Regions from separate parts of the Homo sapiens genome. Here region 2 is linked to region 1. A link is a loop called in an ENCODE intact Hi-C map of the cell type or tissue named here. Cell type or tissue: HCT116. All regions are shown on one strand.

Region 1 (2,500 bases):
GCCATAAAATCCAAGCCCTTCCTTTGGCCCACAAGGCCAGGACCTTTGCCCCTGCTGTTTTCTCTCCATAACTTCCTTCAGATCTCTCCCGAAAGCCTTCCTGGATTTCCTATCTACAAGGGCGGTGCCTCCAGTCCTCACCCACAGGGCAGGTGCAGCTGCAACCTGGCCTCTTCTCTGTTGCCTTCTTGCCCCAGAGAGTGGGTGTGCTGTGTCTTCTTCCCTCCCACTCCTATGTGTAAGTGTGTAAGGCAGACTTTAATGAATTGTTCCTGATTATTAAATATATGTTCCATGTTTAAAAATAAGAAAAGTAGGCCAGAGGCGGTGGCTCACGCCTGTGATCACAGCACTTTCGGAGGCTGAGGCAGGAGGATTGTTTGAGTCCAGGAGTTTGACACCAACCCCGGGTAACAGAGCGAGACTCTGTCTCTATTTAAAAAAAAAAAAAAATGAGTAGGGCTGGAGTGGTGGCTCACACCTGTGATCCCAGCACTTTGGGTGACTGGAGAGGATTGCTTGAGCCCAGGAGTTCAAAACCAGCCCTGGCAACATAGCAAGACCATGTCTCTATTAAATAAATTAGTAAAAAAAAATTTTTTTTAATTAAAAAGATATAAGAATAGTAAATAATGAAATAAATGGAAAAATAAAGAATGTAAGAGTTCCAGCTGGGCTGTGGTGGTGCACACCTGTAGTCCCAGCTACTTAGGAAGCTGAGGTAGGAGGATCTATTGAGCCCAGGAGTTCAAATGCAGTGAGCTATGATTGCGCCACTGCACTGCAGCCTGATGGGAGACTGTCTCAAAAATAAAGAAATAAAGAAATAGACCTACAGTTTTATGACCCAGAGATAAGCATTGGTAACTGCTGGCTTGTGTGTCCTACTAAACTTTTCTCTGCATATAAACAGGTGTGCACACGGGGAGGAAAAGGGGATAGAGAAGAAATACAGAAATAAATCGTTGTTGTTATCAAAACGCCTTCTCTTTGTCGTAAACGTGTTTTTCCACTTGGTGTTCTGTCCTGGCCAATTCCAACCGCGCGCCTGCTCAGGCCGAGGTGAGATCCCTGCAGCCCCAACCTGGGGTGCTGACACCCTTGCACACCACCCTTGTGCGCAGCCCCCAGTGCTCGCATGCTTTTTGCATAGAGTTGCTCACCGGCTCGCTCCGACCAGGGCTTCCCCGGAAAAGGTGGGGAGGGGCTCCTAGGCACTCGCGGTTTCCTGGAGATCCACCGTCTCCCTGGGTAGCTCAGGCCGGTGCTCCAAGGCCATTGCCTGCTGACGCAGCCGACTCTGCGGTCTCCTACAGCATGCGCCTCCTGGGAGCGAGCTCGCCGGGCCGCGCCCCCTGCTGGCCGTGTCCCCTGAAGCCTCGGCCGCAAATGCGCGCCGCTTGAGCCTCGGAGGTTCGGAGTCTCCTCTCCCAGCTTCCTCTTCTCCGTCCACGCCCACCAGACTTTTAGGCCGTTCTACTCTCCAAACTACCCTTCTTGAAAGGATGTGAGTCATTTGCCAATTGGAGTGCAAACGACAACCACAAAGCCCACACAAATGCCCTTCCATGTAGTTTTACTGAGGCTCAGAGGAAGTGACTGGCCCGCAGGGTCACACAGCAAGTAGGTGGCAGAGCCGGGCCTCAGTCCTGAGACCCACAGGGTGATGGAAAATTCTTCTCTCTCCTCCCCCTTCTCCTCCTCTTCTTCTCCTACTCCTCCTCCTGTCCTTCTTCCTCCTCCTCCTCCCCCCTCCTCCTCCCCCTCCTCCCCCCTCCTCCCTTCTCCTCCTTCTCCTCCTCCTCCTACCCCCTCCTCCTCTCCCTCCTCCTACCCCCTCCTCCTCTCCCTCCTCCTCCCCCTTTCCCTCCTCCTCCCCCTTCCTCTCCTCTCCTCCCTCCTCCCCCTCCTCCCTCCTCCTCCCTCCTCCTCCTTCCTCCTCCTCCCTTCCTCCTGCCCCCTCCTCCTCCCTTCTCCTCCTTCTCCTCCTCCTCCTTCTCCTCCTACCCCCTCCTCCACTCCCTCCTCCTCCCCCCTTCTTCTCCTCTCCTCCCTCCTCCCCTCTCCTCCTTCCTCCTCCTCCCTCCTCCCCCCTCCTCCTCCCTCCTCCTCCCTCCTCCTCTACCTCCTTCTTCTTCTTGTTTTCTTCTGTTGGCCTGTCTCTGTTGCCCAGGCTGGTCTCAAACTCTTGGCCTCAAGGGATCCACCTGCCTTGGCCTCCCAAAGCACTGGGACTACAGGCATGAGCCACCACCCCTGACCAAGGTGATGGAAAATAATGAGCCCACTCCTGAATAAGGCCTGATTGGGGATGAGTGGGACTTGATGGTGGCAAAGAGAGCAGTTGCTTTGCCCCTAGGGCACAGATCACTGCAGTCTTGTGTGCAGCTGCTCTTTCTGGTGAGTGAAAGGAATTGCCCCTCTTTGGAAAAGAGGCTGAAAAACACAGGTCATATTTCCCCCAGAGAGTCTGCCCATCCTCCTCTACAGGAGAGCAAGC
Region 2 (2,500 bases), 310 kb before region 1:
CACAGAGATGGCTGACTGTTCCAATTAATCTGTAGGTGGGGAAAAGGTAACTTAGAAGTACCTCCATCTGCTAGCCACTGCCTTTGCTAACTAGGAGAGGGCTTGGTCATCTCCATTCAAATTGTCCCAAAGTTGTTGTCCCTGATAACAGTCTGTAGAGCAGGCCTTCTCTGATTGTTCCCCCCCGAGAGCCCCAAATGACAGAAAACACAAAAAGCCAGTCAACCCATGGCTTTGAGGAGGTATCTAAGCATAGGCTCAGAATTCCTTTGAAATCCCTATTTTTGTAATTAAGTTTACATTCTACTCTGTGGCATATAGATGTTTTCATTTTTAATATAAAATAAATGGTCTAAATTACTCTTGAGGATCATTGGTGTTTCGGGGCAGGCATATCTTTTTTTTTCCCCCTGTGGTTCTCTGCACTCCCTAGAACACCACTTTGATCCAAAGCCATCTATAAACCCTTGCCCAGATTGCTCACAGGAGGCAGGCTGCCTGTCTGAAGTAGGAGTGTGGTCTGTTGCCTTTTGAAGCAGAGCAAATATCCAACACAGAAGAGAGTTAACCTAGAATAGTTGTCTCAGTATCTCCTACAAATGAGAACTTTTTTCTTCCTAAGTATATCTGATCTTGCCCTACCCCCATTGAACCTGTTCCTACTTTCTTTCTAATAACTGCTTTTCTAAATTACCAGGGTTTTGCAGTTTGCTATTTGGGTTATTCCTTCCTGCCTGTGGTTATCTGCAAACATACATAAACCTTTCTCAGCTAGACAGTTTACCTTTCCCACGCTACACATCCATTTTAAAAATGTAAAATTGCACTTCTTGACATCACAGTTAAGAATGAAACTGATTTTTACTTTGTAAAAGTATTAAGCGAATGAGCTATATCATCAGCAATAATAACATAATTGGTCATCCATTGCATAGAGATGTCTGTGGGGGTTTCCTGAAAATTACCACTTTCTCTTAAGTGTGTGCTATTTTAAGTTTTATTAATTGCCTTTTTTTTTTTGAGACGGAGTAAAAAAAATTCCACCAGGCTGGAATGCAGTGGTGCAATCTTGGCTCACTGCAATCTCCGTCTCCTGGCTTCAAGCAATTCTCCTGCCTCAGCCTCCCAAGTAGCTGGAACTACAGGCGCTCACCACCATGCCTGGCTAATTTTTGTATTTTTTAATAAAGACAGAGTTTCACCATGTTGGCAAGGCTGGTCTTGAACTCCCAAAGTGTTGGGATTACAGACATGCACCACAGCGCCCAGCATTAATTGCATTTAGTAACTTAAAGTTTGATATACAATGTAGACTACTCTGCATTTTCTTACGTTATTAAAAATGAGCATTTTTACTTCCCATGGCACCCCTTCTACCTTAAACTTTCTACATAATACATCATCTACTTTATTTCCTAATCAGATGAGTTTTCCCTTCAACTACATTTATGTTAAGTAAAAAAGAAATAAAAAGCTTTTTAAGTAAATGATTGGCATATCACAGGTAAAAGAAAACCACTAGGTGTCATTATAGACCAGATACTATCTAGGTATCATTTTACTGTGACATTTTGGTTTCCTGAAAGATAGATGCTAAATAAATTTGTTTAATAAAATGAAACTTTCAAAATATTTAGGAAGCTGACTCCTTTTGTTGCAACAGAGTCTCACTCTGTTGCCCAGGCTGTAGTGCAGTGGCATGATCTCAGTTCACTGTAACCTCTGCCTCCCGGGTTCAAGCAATTTTTGTGCCTCAGCCTCCCGAGTAGCTGGGATTACAGGCATGCACCACCATGTCTGGCTAATTTTTGTTTTTTTTAGTAGAGACGGGGTTTCACCATGTCGGCCAGGCTGGTCTCAAACTCCAGGCTTCAAGTGATCTGTCTGCCTTCCAAAGTGCTGGGATTACAGGCGGGAGCCAGTGCATTCTGCCTGCTGACTTTGTTTTTTGTTGTTGTTGTTTTTTTGTTTTTTGTTTTTCCTTTTTAGCATTGCTTGGTAGTCTTCATGTAAGGCTCAGCTTTATTGTGTGTTTTTAGGATATTATCAACTCACTGGTAACAACAGTATTCATGCTCATCGTATCTGTGTTGGCACTGATACCAGAAACCACAACATTGACAGTTGGTGGAGGGGTAAGTGGAAGTCTTTCTGCTTGCTTTCTTCAGGTTTTATCAGAATGCAAATTTACTTGGAAAACAGATGTAAGAATAGAAAGCTATACTATATTCATCCTTGAGATTCCTAGGCCAATATACAATGCCTAGTGGCTTAATATTTTTGTCTGTGAATGCTTGCCCTGATTAACATGAAGGAGTATGATTTTATACTAGAAGCAGAATTAACCCAATAAAGGGGTTCCTACAGATTTCTTATAGGTACGTAGGGCTAGACTAGACTGACAAAAGCTACTGGAATCAGTTACAGCACTTAGCTCTGAGAAACCTGATGTCAAGCAAAACAAAACAAAAGGATGGATGAGTTTCATAGCTCTCCCTTT

Evidence for each region. Hi-C counts contacts between places; a loop is a spot of excess contacts. Peaks named below come from ENCODE experiments on the same cell type or tissue, not always from the same donor. Only the 100,000 strongest peaks of a DNase experiment are listed, where the experiment ranks them.
Region 2: a loop joins it to region 1, with 4 times the contacts of the local background. A loop is called at or near these places in 10 of 110 quality-filtered maps.

What each region holds. Positions count from the first base shown.
Region 1 is chr16:66,871,952-66,874,451 of GRCh38, forward strand. LOC124903699 (a long non-coding RNA gene) reads right to left here and starts at 1,304. Exons shown (of 4, transcript XR_007065088.1): 1 at 1,164-1,304. In HCT116, a CTCF peak has its summit at 1,361 (motif pointing left); a DNase peak (open chromatin) is centred at 1,470; H3K4me3 peaks cover 1,038 bases; H3K27ac peaks cover 1,334 bases.
Region 2 is chr16:66,561,083-66,563,582 of GRCh38, forward strand. It overlaps CKLF (chemokine like factor), which reads left to right. Exons shown (of 4, transcript NM_016951.4): 3 at 2,040-2,135. All of the region lies in intron 2 of CKLF-CMTM1 (CKLF-CMTM1 readthrough), which reads left to right. Among named protein-coding and RNA genes, the nearest start is that of CMTM1, 4.1 kb to the right of the region's middle. In HCT116, a CTCF peak has its summit at 1,529 (motif pointing right); no DNase peak of the experiment used is centred here.